2 separate regions of the Homo sapiens genome follow, and region 2 is linked to region 1. The links are chromatin loops, found by intact Hi-C in ENCODE. Cell type or tissue: heart left ventricle. All regions are shown on one strand. Links, peaks and the distances in the headings refer to the core of each region. The heading gives the core; the rest is flanking DNA.

Evidence for each region. A loop is a pair of places that touch in the nucleus more often than their neighbours do. Peaks named below come from ENCODE experiments on the same cell type or tissue, not always from the same donor. Only the 100,000 strongest peaks of a DNase experiment are listed, where the experiment ranks them.
Region 2: it touches region 1 in a loop (9-fold over the local background); 33 of 110 quality-filtered maps call a loop at or near these places.

Annotation. Positions count from the first base shown.
Region 1 is chr1:5,742,971-5,748,334 of GRCh38, forward strand. No RefSeq gene overlaps it. Among named protein-coding and RNA genes, the nearest start is that of MIR4689, 120 kb to the right of the region's middle. RefSeq lists enhancers at 1-165, 2,828-3,624. In heart left ventricle, for the core only: a CTCF peak has its summit at 3,021 (motif pointing left); a DNase peak (open chromatin) is centred at 3,001; H3K27me3 peaks cover 2,920 bases.
Region 2 is chr1:3,912,427-3,917,790 of GRCh38, forward strand. LINC01134 (long intergenic non-protein coding RNA 1134) reads left to right here. Exons shown (of 4, transcript NR_024455.1): 3 at 1,266-1,864; 4 at 1,969-3,021. Among named protein-coding and RNA genes, the nearest start is that of LINC01134, 15 kb to the left of the region's middle. In heart left ventricle, for the core only: no CTCF peak of the experiment used is centred there; a DNase peak (open chromatin) is centred at 2,388; H3K27me3 peaks cover 3,063 bases.

The DNA of each region.
Region 1 (5,364 bases), core at 134-5,133:
CCCTGGCTGTGCAGCCCTGACGTCCCCGCTCACAGCAGGATGCCCACCACGGCCCCATCAGCCAGGCTCCTGGCCTTCACCAACCACCCAGCCGGGCTGGCTCTGTGACGTCAGCAGCGAAGAAGACACAGTCCCTGAACGTGGAATCACAACTGAGAGGGAGGGACCACTGGCCACGTGGGCTGCCTGTGGCCCCTCAGAGCCCTCAGCACCCGCGGCATTTCCAAGCAAGTCTGGCTATAGCAGTTGGAAGCTATGCTCTGCCTAGCCCATCGCATGACCCCTGGAGGGGCTGCCCCCTCCTCAGCCAACTCAAGGCAGGCTGGCACCTCCCTCCAAGGCTCCTGCCCTCCAAATCCAAGGACACTGCTTCCTGGGAAGGACAGGACCTGCTCATCCCCTCCCCATGGAGGGGGCTTGAGGAGCCAGGTGTCTAGAAGGGGCTGAGGCTTCTCAAAGCTGGCACTGACTCCTCCAGATGAGCTCCCCTCTCTTGCTGCCTCCCCTCAGTGCAGAGGTGCAGGGGTGGTGAGGAGATCACAGGCTCACAGAGAGCCCAGCCGACAGCCCCTTCGTCAGCCCCTGCACATTGCGGATCACATCACGGGTGCAGAACATGAAGCTCTGTTCAGGGAGGCATTCCTCGCCTAGCAGCAAAGGCAAGCCCGTCCCCCAGGTGTGGATGCAGGGTCCTGGGGCAGCCTCCCCGTCTCCCTGCCCATGTGGTCCTAGGCACTGTGCATCCATTTTTGCTACCCACCCTAGCCCTGGGGAAAGGAGACCTGGACCCAGCCAACGACCACCGTCCCCAAGCCCTGAGGTGGCCCAGGCCTGGGTGCTGGACCCCAGCAAGGCTGGTCCCACCCTTCCATGAGATCTGCTGTGTCCACACTACCAGCAAGAAGCTCTGCCCCTTTACAGAAGACATCCAGCTCCAGCCCAGCCACAGGGCTCCAAACACTTTTCTGGAGAAAGTCGGGCCTGCCACGCTCACAGAGCCCAGATCCAGCTCTGAGTGAAGCTGGCTGGGCCTCGACCCTGGGTAACTGGGCCCCAGCGCAGAGTCTCCATGTGCACCTGGGGGGGTGTTCTTTTTTTCTTTCTTTTTCTTTCTTTATTCTTCCCTCCCTCCCTCCCTTCCTCCCTCCCTCCCTTCCTTCTTCCCTCCCTCCCTTCCTTCTTCCCTCCCTCCCTCCCTTCCTCCCTCCCTCCCTTCCTCCCTCCCTCCCTTCCTTCTTCCCTCCCTCCCTCCCTTCCTTCTTCCCTCCCTCCCTCCCTTCCTCCCTCCCTCCCTCCCTTCCTCCCTCCCTCCCTTCCTTCTTCCCTCCCTCCCTTCCTTCCTTCCTCCCTCCCTTCCTTCCTTTCTCTCTTTCTTTCTTCCATGTATTTATTTAATTTTACTCACGCTACTTTGACCCTTTCAACTGAAAAAAGTCCCAGCCAATCCCCACATCCAAGAGCCGGCCCTCCTTCCAGGAGCTCCCAGTGCTGACACGGGGGTAGGCCTGATGCTGACTGCATCTGGAATTCAGAGAAGCCAGAGGTCAGAGTGAGCCCCCAGCTCTGCTTCCAGCTCAGCCCCTCCCTGGACCTCAATTAACCCCAGGCCTGAGCTGAGTTTAGAATCCTGTAGCCTGTCTGAGATTCAGCTTTGATGACCAACTCAAGCCCCCAACACACACGCACGCTCACAGATACAGAGTCACTGGCACAGAGACACACACACGTACACACAAAGAGACACACAGACACACACAGGAAAAGACACACAAACTGAGAAAGCGACACAGATACACACAAACACACAGACACACACAGAAATACACACAGACACACACAAGCACGACACATACACAGATACACAGAAAAAGACATACAGACACACAGACAGACACACAGGAACACAGAGAGACACACACACAGATACACACAGAGACAACACACAGGCACACACACATCTGTGACGCTCTGAAGACTCAGGCAGGGCTGTCCGTCACCCAGCACAGCCTCATCCTGCCAACCAGGCTGGACAGGGCCCCTGAGGCCATTGCGGGGGCAGAGCAAGTTTGCACGGGGAAACCCACGTTCGTTCCCTCATAACGCTGGCTGCAGCATCCCAGGCAAAGGCTTCCCAGGCTGAAGGGGGCTCCGTGCAGGAGGAGGGGCCCCCACATGCCACCCCATGCCCCACTTTCCTCCCTCTCTCTTCCCACCTGCCACCTCCGGCTCCGCGGCAGGGAGTTCTGGTAACAGCTAGACACACGGGCAGAAACCCACAAAAAGACTCACACACGTGTGTGTGTATTCCAAGGAAGAAGTGAAAGCTCTGCTCCCGTTGCCATGGCAACCCCACCCGGAGCTACAGCAAGAGCTTTAATTGGCAGTACTTATTTGGCTGAAACCCCAAGAATAATCAACAGGAGATTAGAAACATTAAAAACCAGCAGGAGCATCCTGGAGAAGACGATGACAGACAGGACGATCCCCCTGAAAACTCTATTGATGACAGTAATGACAATTGTACGGTTTATTGCGTGACCGTGTCACGCCAGCCTGTGCTAAGTTCTTTGCATGTGTTATTTCGTTGGATCCTTCCAACAGCCCTTTGATCATTTCTCCCATTTTGCAGATGGAAAGTTCTCTGAGGCTCAGAGAGGTAAAGGAAGTGGCCCAAGGCCACACAGGATTTAAAGACTGCTTGGAATGACTCCGAACGCCACCTTGGTCATGACGGTCATGAGCACTGAGCTTTGCCTGGGGTCCCCCAGAAGGCACCAGCGTCAGCAACTGGGACCCCTGTAGCTCTTCCAAGGCAGCTGACACCCCCTATGCCCCCAGTGGCTAAAGACCACAGCTCAGCCAGCCAGAGGGCCTGGCCAGGGTTGACCTCCAAGACACCAGCCAATGCCTGCGTCCAGGTTGCTGCCAGCTTTACCCCTCAGAACTCCCGTCCCTGCCGCTCCTCCGGCCACAGCATCCACCCTGCAACCCGCCATGGGCCTGCTGACCCCTGGTGGCAGCCATGGGGCATGGCACCAAGACGTGGACTTAACTCCCAGACCCTAAGGAGGAGGGCGCTGGTCCAGGAGCTCCCCATGCTTGGGAGAGCCCCTGCGAAGGGTTCTGGGGGGGGCCAGAGCCAGGCAGGCAGGGCAGCGTGGCCAGCACCCAGCACCTTTTGCAGGCGCTCAGAAGGGAAGAGGGGGCTCCGGGAAAGGCTGCCCTGTAGTTGCTCCCTTTTCTGCTCAGGCAGCAGCTGACAGGGGAGGCCAGTTAGCACCAGGGATCCTCTGGCCATGACAGTCCTGCCACCAACGACAAGCAAGTGAATGAGGACTGTCCTGCCCAGAGCCCAGCCAATCGGCACTGCAGACAAGGGACGCTGACCTGGACTGGGTCCCTGGCCAGGTCCTAGACCTGGAAGGGCTCTGCCATCCCATTCACAGCCCCCAGGCCACTGATGGCAGCACCTGGACCTTGGACCCTGGACCCTGAGCCCTGGTCTCAATCATGACGTCTGTGCCGGTGCTGTCTGAGCGTGGCTCCCCGGGGAGCCAACATCGCACCAAGTGCCAGGACCTCCGGCTTTGTCTGTTGCATGATTTCTGGGAGCAAACAGCCTGCAGCCGCTGATCAGCAGCCATTGGACAGGCACGGAGCAGACCCCACCACGACGGCAGCAGCAAGTGGGCTTCCCAGGCTTCCCAGGCTTCCCAAACGTGTATCCACTAAACAATTTAAATTGCCTTTTTTTTTAAGCAACTGGCATTTACTCTGTTGGCATCTTATTAAACTTCCCCCTCTTGAGCTCCTCAAATATGCAAGTCACTGTCATTCCAAATAAGGGGACTAACAGTTGAAATGGTGAGGCAGCGGTGTGCACTGTGACCCGCCTTCCCGGGAAAGTCAGAGCACAGAAGCGGGGTGAGGACCGCACCTGCCAAGCTGCCGGTCAGGAGCACACCAGGTGCAGCAGCCGGCTTGCTCCTCTGCCTCCCTGAGCGGCAGCCCAGACCTGAGCCAGCAGAGGAGCTCGGGGTGGATCTGTGCAGGGCTCAGCAGGACCACGCTGCCCACCTGGTGCTGGGGCTGAGTAGTTCCAGTGTGGGGCCAAGGCCCCTGCTGGAGGAAGCCATGGGCCATGATCTTCCACAGGGTTCTAAGACCACATGGGGTAACATCAGCAGGGAACTCTGAGGAGACCAGAGACATCTGAGGAGGCCACTCCCTTACCCAGATGTGAGGAGCCAGGGCCACCTCTGCCACGGGCCTGCCTTTAGGAAGCAGCACTCAGTGACCCAGTGAATTGGATGGGGACCAAGGGCTCCCTCTGCCCCTTCTCACATCCCTAACAGAGAAGTCAGGTAACCTGACACAGCCTGTCCCCTCTCACTGGCCTGTGTGCAATCCAGGGGGCACAGAGAAAGAAGAACCAAAGGCTCTGGGGCTCAGAAAGCTTCAAGCCCCTATGCAGGCCTGGAAGTGCCAAGGCAGAGCCTCTTCTCCAAGCAAGTGCAGAGAAGGCTGTGCAATAGACTGACAGCAGGAAGGGAGGAAGGAGGGGGGAGGAGGGAGGAGGGCAGAAAGGGAGGGAGGAAGAACGGTAGGAGGGAAAGAGGACAAAAGGGAGGGAGGGAGGAGGAGAGGAAGGGAGGAGCAGAGGGAGGGAGGAAGAGAGGGAGGGAGGAGAGGGAGGGAGGAGGAGAGGGAGGAAGGAGAGGGAGAGAGAGGGAGAAAGAGAGGAGGAAGAAGGAGATGGAGGAGGGAGAAAGGAAGGGAGGGAGAAAGGGAGGAGGGAGGGAGGGAAGGAAGGAGGGAGGGAGAGAGAAAGGAGAAAGAGGGAGGAAGGGAGGGAGGAATGGAGGGAGGGAGGAGGGAGGGAGGAGGGAGAAGGGAAAGGGGAGGGAGGCAGGAGGGAGAAAGGAAGGGAGGGAGAAAGGGAGAGGGAGGAGGGAAGCAAATGGGCGTTGGAGTCAGAAGAGCCTGGAGTAAACCTAGCCCTGCTGTCTACAAGTCGTACCACTTTGGGCAGGTTCCTTACCTCTGGCCTCCCTTTCCCCACATGTAAAATGGGCTCGGTAGCAGCTCTTCCCTGGCAGGGCTGTTGGGGAACGAAGCGGGGCTGTGTGACATCAAGTGCTCAGCACAGCGCCTAGCACAGCGCTCAACAGTTACTCCCTTCCTGCTCGGTGTCCATTCAGGGCCCCCCTTTCCCCTCCAGGTGATGCGTGCTCAGCGGGTGAGGCCTGTGAACCCCTGGGGACCTAGAGAGGCCAGACAGTGTTCACAGGACCCCGGAATACTGAGCGAGAGGCTACAGTGTCCTGGAGAGCCAAGGGCCAGGGCCAGAATCACTCGTGCTGG
Region 2 (5,364 bases), core at 68-5,067, 1.8 Mb before region 1:
CCCCTCGTGGGTGCCAGCTCCTCCTGCCCCTCCTGAGCCTGACGGGGCTACGGTTTTCAGTGGCTGCGACGCCACAGGACCTGTGAGGAGAGACTGCACCCTGAAGGTCTGGCGGCGAGCGGATCCTAAACAAAGTGAGGCCTAGGAGCGCCGTCCTGAAGGCACTGCTCTCCCCAGGGCCAGCTCCTGGCTATGGGGTCAGACAGGTCGCTGGGTCCTCACAGCCAGCGCAAACACAGATCCAGGCGTGGTCGTCCCGTGTCCAGGGAGCTGCTACCTTGTGCTGCTGGGACCTGGCATCGAGTAGGTACAGCCAAGCCCACAGGAACGGAGCCGTGGCTTCCAGGGTCGTGCAACCCTGGCCTGCCCTGGGCTGGCTGAGGGGCCCACCACCCTGGGCTGGCACTTGGGCTCCCCTCAAGCAGACTGCCTGTCTGCAGCCTCATCTCCTGAGAGCGGAGCCTCAGCCAGCCTAGGTGCAGGTCACCCTCACACGTGGCCGCACCAAGGCCACCTCACAATCACAGCCATGCCACATGCTGAGCCCCCGAGATGTGCAGGCCACATGCCAGCTGGCTGCTTCTGTTGTGTTTCTGCGGGAGCTGCATGAGGCTGAAGGAGAGACCCGGGCAGAGAGAGGCTGAGCCTCTTGCTCTTGGAGGCAGACGCGGGTTTCGGTGCTGCCCCCCTCTGACACCCTGGTCGACATTTCTGTTCCTGCCTCAGGCCTCCTCCTTGAACCTGCCTCTGACCTCACCAGGAGTGGGTTTGTCTGGCGACCAGACCCTGGTGGCCTTCTGCTGAAGCCTCTGCAATCGTTCCGCACTGGGGGCTCGGTGACCGCAGGTGGACCCTGCTCTGTGGGAAGCAGCCTGGGGGCTACGGGAGGCAGTGAGAGGGTCACCCCATCTCTCTGGAGTTTGACACAGTCTCCCATCTGGCCTCAACTGTACTGACCCCTGACCTCTGACCTTCAAGCCCCCAGGCCCAGTCGAACTGGTACCTTAAAAGGACACGGCCTGTTGGTGTCTGGGTGAGGCCACTGGGTCGATGTGGATGGAGGGTGGCTGGATGTGCTTTCTGGGGGTCCTCTGGACACAGGGGGTGCTGTAATCCCCTCCCCTTCCTGGAGACCTGGCGGACACGCCTCCTCCCAGGGACGCCCAGGCAGGCCAAGCCCAGGTCCACAGGTCGCCCTCTGTCTTCCAAGCATTTGAAAGACACTGACAGATGATAATACCTTTTTTTTTTTTTTTTCCATTTAGGGAAAGGCCTGAAAGTAAAATTGTATCAACATTAGGTTTGGCTAATGTTGCCATTAGGCAAACCTAATTTTAATGAAGCCAGGAGGTTCTCGTTTTGGGCCTTGACTGGACAGGTTTGAGCTAGAAACCACTTGAAGTATTGATCATCCATCTGATCATCAAGTTTTTTTTTTTTTTTGAGTTGGAGTCTCACTCTGTTGCTCACGCTGGAGTGCAGTGGCACGATCTCAGCTCCCTGCAACCTCCACCTCCCGGGTTCTCCTGCCTCAGCCTTCCAAGTAGCTGGGATTATAAGCGTGTGCCACCATGCCTGGCTACTTTTTTATATTTTCGGTTGAGATGGGGTTTCACCGCGTGGCCAGGCTGGTCTCAAACTCCTGACCTCAAGTGATCCGCCTGCCTCGGCCTCCCAAAGTGCTGGGATTACAGGCGTGAGCCGCCACTCCCAGCTTGTTCATCCAGTTTTTATTGAGCATCTATTATGTGCCGATATTGAGGTAGACTCTGGGAGTCACAGCAGTGAATGCAGCTGCCTGGATGCCTCGTGAGGGCCGGAGCCTCACTGGGGAGATGGACATGAACAGCAAATGCACAGCGAGGTTGGTCCCCGCACCTGAGACCACACTGAGGCTGAAGGAGGGGCTGGCAGTGCTAGGGCAGGGCTGCGGCTCTCAGCATCCTGATGTGAAATTGTCTCCGGCAGGAAAGCCAGGGGTCTGTGCGGGGATGCTGCAGGACACGAGAACCAGCCAAGACCTATGGCCCCTGCAGCCACCGAGGGCTCGAGAGCGCCCCTGTGGACTTGGCTGGGCCCTTCATGGTGACATCCAGGAATGCGGCTGAGCGCGGGTGTTGACCTCGCTGTTTGCTGGAATGTTTGGGTTCTTGGACCATGTCAGTGACGGCTGTGTCACCATGGCCTTGCTATCCCCAGGAAAACCTAACATGCACCCCGCGCCTGTCCTCTGGGACTCCCATCCTCCTCCTTTGTCTGACCCCTGAGAGGCTTACCGTTTCCCCAGGGCAGCCCCGGCTGTGGCCCTCGGCCCTGCTCCAGGCGGCCATGTCAGTGTCCTCCCTCGGCGCTCCCAACACCCTACCTGGCTCTGCGATGGCCACCCTGGACTCCTAAACACCCCAGAAAGGGAAGAGATTTAAGAGGAACCTTGATTCCTGCCATTCTGCGCAGTCGTGGGTCCCTCCTCCACCTGGGGCCCTCAAGGGGATTTCTGTCCGCACTCCCAGCCAGCGACCCCTCCCAGTTCCTGCAGCTGGAGCGGCCCTCTCTCCTGAACATTCGGGCACCTGCGTCTGTCACTGCAGCCAGAGGGCTGGAGTGTCTTCGGTCAACTCGCCATCCCTGCCACGGCTGGAGGCCACATGTCCCAGAACCTACCTTGCTGGGATGGGGGTTGGGGTGGCAGAGGCTGAACGCGTGTGAGGTTTGGGGGAGGACAAGCGGAGCGGGGATGTGTGGGAGGTCCTGGTGTCCACCGTGAGGATGGTCACACCCCATAGCTTTGTTGATGCTGTGGCTGTAGCAGGCCCAGTGGCTCCGCTGAGCCTCCCTAGCACCAGTGCCCAGTGAAGTGTGGGGGGCTGGACATAGGTGGCCTCAGTTCCTGGGACTCCCCCAAAGCTCTGGTTTCCCCCCTGCTCCCAGGCTTCAGGTGGACGAGTTAGTGACCACCCCCACTCCAGACCTCCCTCCCCTAGCCACCCCCACAGTTATAAAAACCTTCATTCTCATATGGAACCCCCTTTCCTGAAATCCGTAGAGTGACTGACTGCTTTCTTGAGTGAATCTGGACTGGGCCACATGATGATCGCTGTACAGAGCAGCTGAGCTCCTCTGTCTCAGCCTCCCTGAGTTCACAGCAGGCTCTGGGCATCATCTCCGTGTCATCCTAAGGCCACGGGCGGGGTTCCCACCAAACAGGAGAGCAGCTCTCCCGAGATGAAGCCTTCTGATAGCCCTAGAACCAAGAGGAACCGTGTGGGGTTGGGTGGGGTGTTTACTGTGCACTCCTGATGTTCCCTCCCAGTGAAGGACACCCACCTGGGACACTGTGGCCCCTGGCCCTCCCTCCCTCCCCTCGGTGGCAGAGAGAACTTCCTGGTGGGTGACAGCCCATGGTCCACCCTTGCCAGGTGGATTCAGGCAAAATACGCCAGGCTGTGTGCTGAAGGCATCCCATCTCTTCCTCGTCCCCTCTCGGCTGGATCGGGGTGGGGCAGCGGGTGGTGAGTGTGTCTGTCCTGCCAGTTCAGCCTCCAACTGGTCTGCTGTGGGGCAGGAGCCCACCTGGCTCTCCTGCAGAGCTGCATGGCCTGCCTTGCCTCACCCGTGACAACAGAGACTTTGGTTCTCCATCTGCAGACGCATTTGTCTTGTTTCTTATTCGGTCCAGAACTCGGGTGGGAAGAAGGGTGATGTTATTTGGGTCCCCTCAAGACCTTGACAACAGATAGTTTTTAATATCACATTTTAAAGCCGCCAACTTTCTCTCCTCCACTTTGGTATTTCCCTGATTTTTAAACAGAATGTCGGCTCTGGAGGCAGAAAGCTTGGGCTTGGATCTGGGCCCTGCCACGCAGTAGCTATGTGGCCAGGGAATACATAGCTTCCGGATCTCCGATCCCTACAGTAAAGTACAGATAAAAATACTTTTCATTGATGTGTTTGAAATCGAATGAGATAGTTAATGAATGAGTAAGTGCTCTGCAAACTCCAGAGCGGGGTGCGCGTTCTGATCTGTTTCATAGAATCTGACACGTACCCTTTCCCACCCCAGCGTCTCTGAATTGGGATGCATCTGACAGCAAGTGTGGCATCCGGGCTGCAGTTGCCGTTGTCTGCTCACATGTGAATTAAAAAAACAATCTCAGCATATGAAATCTCTAATCGCGTATGAACTTGGTGGTTATTCCTGGTGCCGTGTGGATAACTGCAGCCTCAACACCCCAGTCCACAAACCACGTACGGACCAACTGAGGAAGGAGTAGGGGTTCTTGTTGTTGCAGAAAACCCTCCCTCAACTTGCTCTAGAAGATACCAGCATTCATACTTGGAGTGGGCATCAGCAGCTTGGAAGACACAGCAGTGGGCCCCTCTTAGCAGGAGTGCCCCATCTCATGGCTCCCGACGACGACCCAGAGGGTGATGCTGCGTAGGGGCTCACGGACATTGGCACTCTAAGTCAGAGATGCTCAGGTGAAGGGGGCTCTGATGGTGAGGACATTCAGAAATAACAGAGATTGGCTGGGTACGGTGGCTCACACCTGTAATCCCAGCACTTTGGGAGGGAAGCCGAGGCAGGTGGATCACTGGAGGTCAGCCTGGCCAACATGGTGAAACCCCGTCTCTACTAAAAATACAAAAATTAGCTGGGCGTGGCGGCATGTGTCTGTAATCCCAGTTACTCGGGAGGCTGAGGCAGGAGAATTGCTTGAACCTGGGAGGCAGAGGTTGCAGTGAGCCAAGAGTGCGCCACTGCACTCCAGCCTGGGCAACAGAGCGAGACTCTTTGTCTCAAAAAAGAAAAAAAAAAGAAACAACAGAGACTTATTTTACTTATGTTTTCCTCTTTTCTGTGTGTATAATGAGAGAAATTAGGATGCCAAAAAAAAAAGAAAAGAAAAGAAAAGAAAAACCAAGGCCTTCTAAGTCTATAAAAATTTTTTAAGTAATTTTTTTTTTTTTTAAGAGACAGGGTCTTGCTCTGTAGCCCAGGCTGGGGTGCAGCAGTGCAATCCCAGCTCACTGCAGCCTTGAGCTCCTGGGCTCAAATGATCCTCCCACGTTGGCCTCCCAAAGCATAACACATTTTAAAATAAAATTATAGATAATAAGAAAGCATTGTGTTAAAGTTTAATTGGCAGCATTTTAAATTCTTTCTTACTGAGTTCCAGTTTTAAGCTCAGCTCTGCAGGTAAACAGCGGCACAAACCTGATTGCATTGCCTGGTCCCTCTGAGCCTCGGTTCCCTTATCTGACAGCAGGGCTGTATCTATTCTAGCTCTCTGGGTTGCAGGTGATGAGGAGAAGCAACCCTAATCGGCTGAAGCCAAAGAAAGGACTTCAGATCTCGTAACTGCA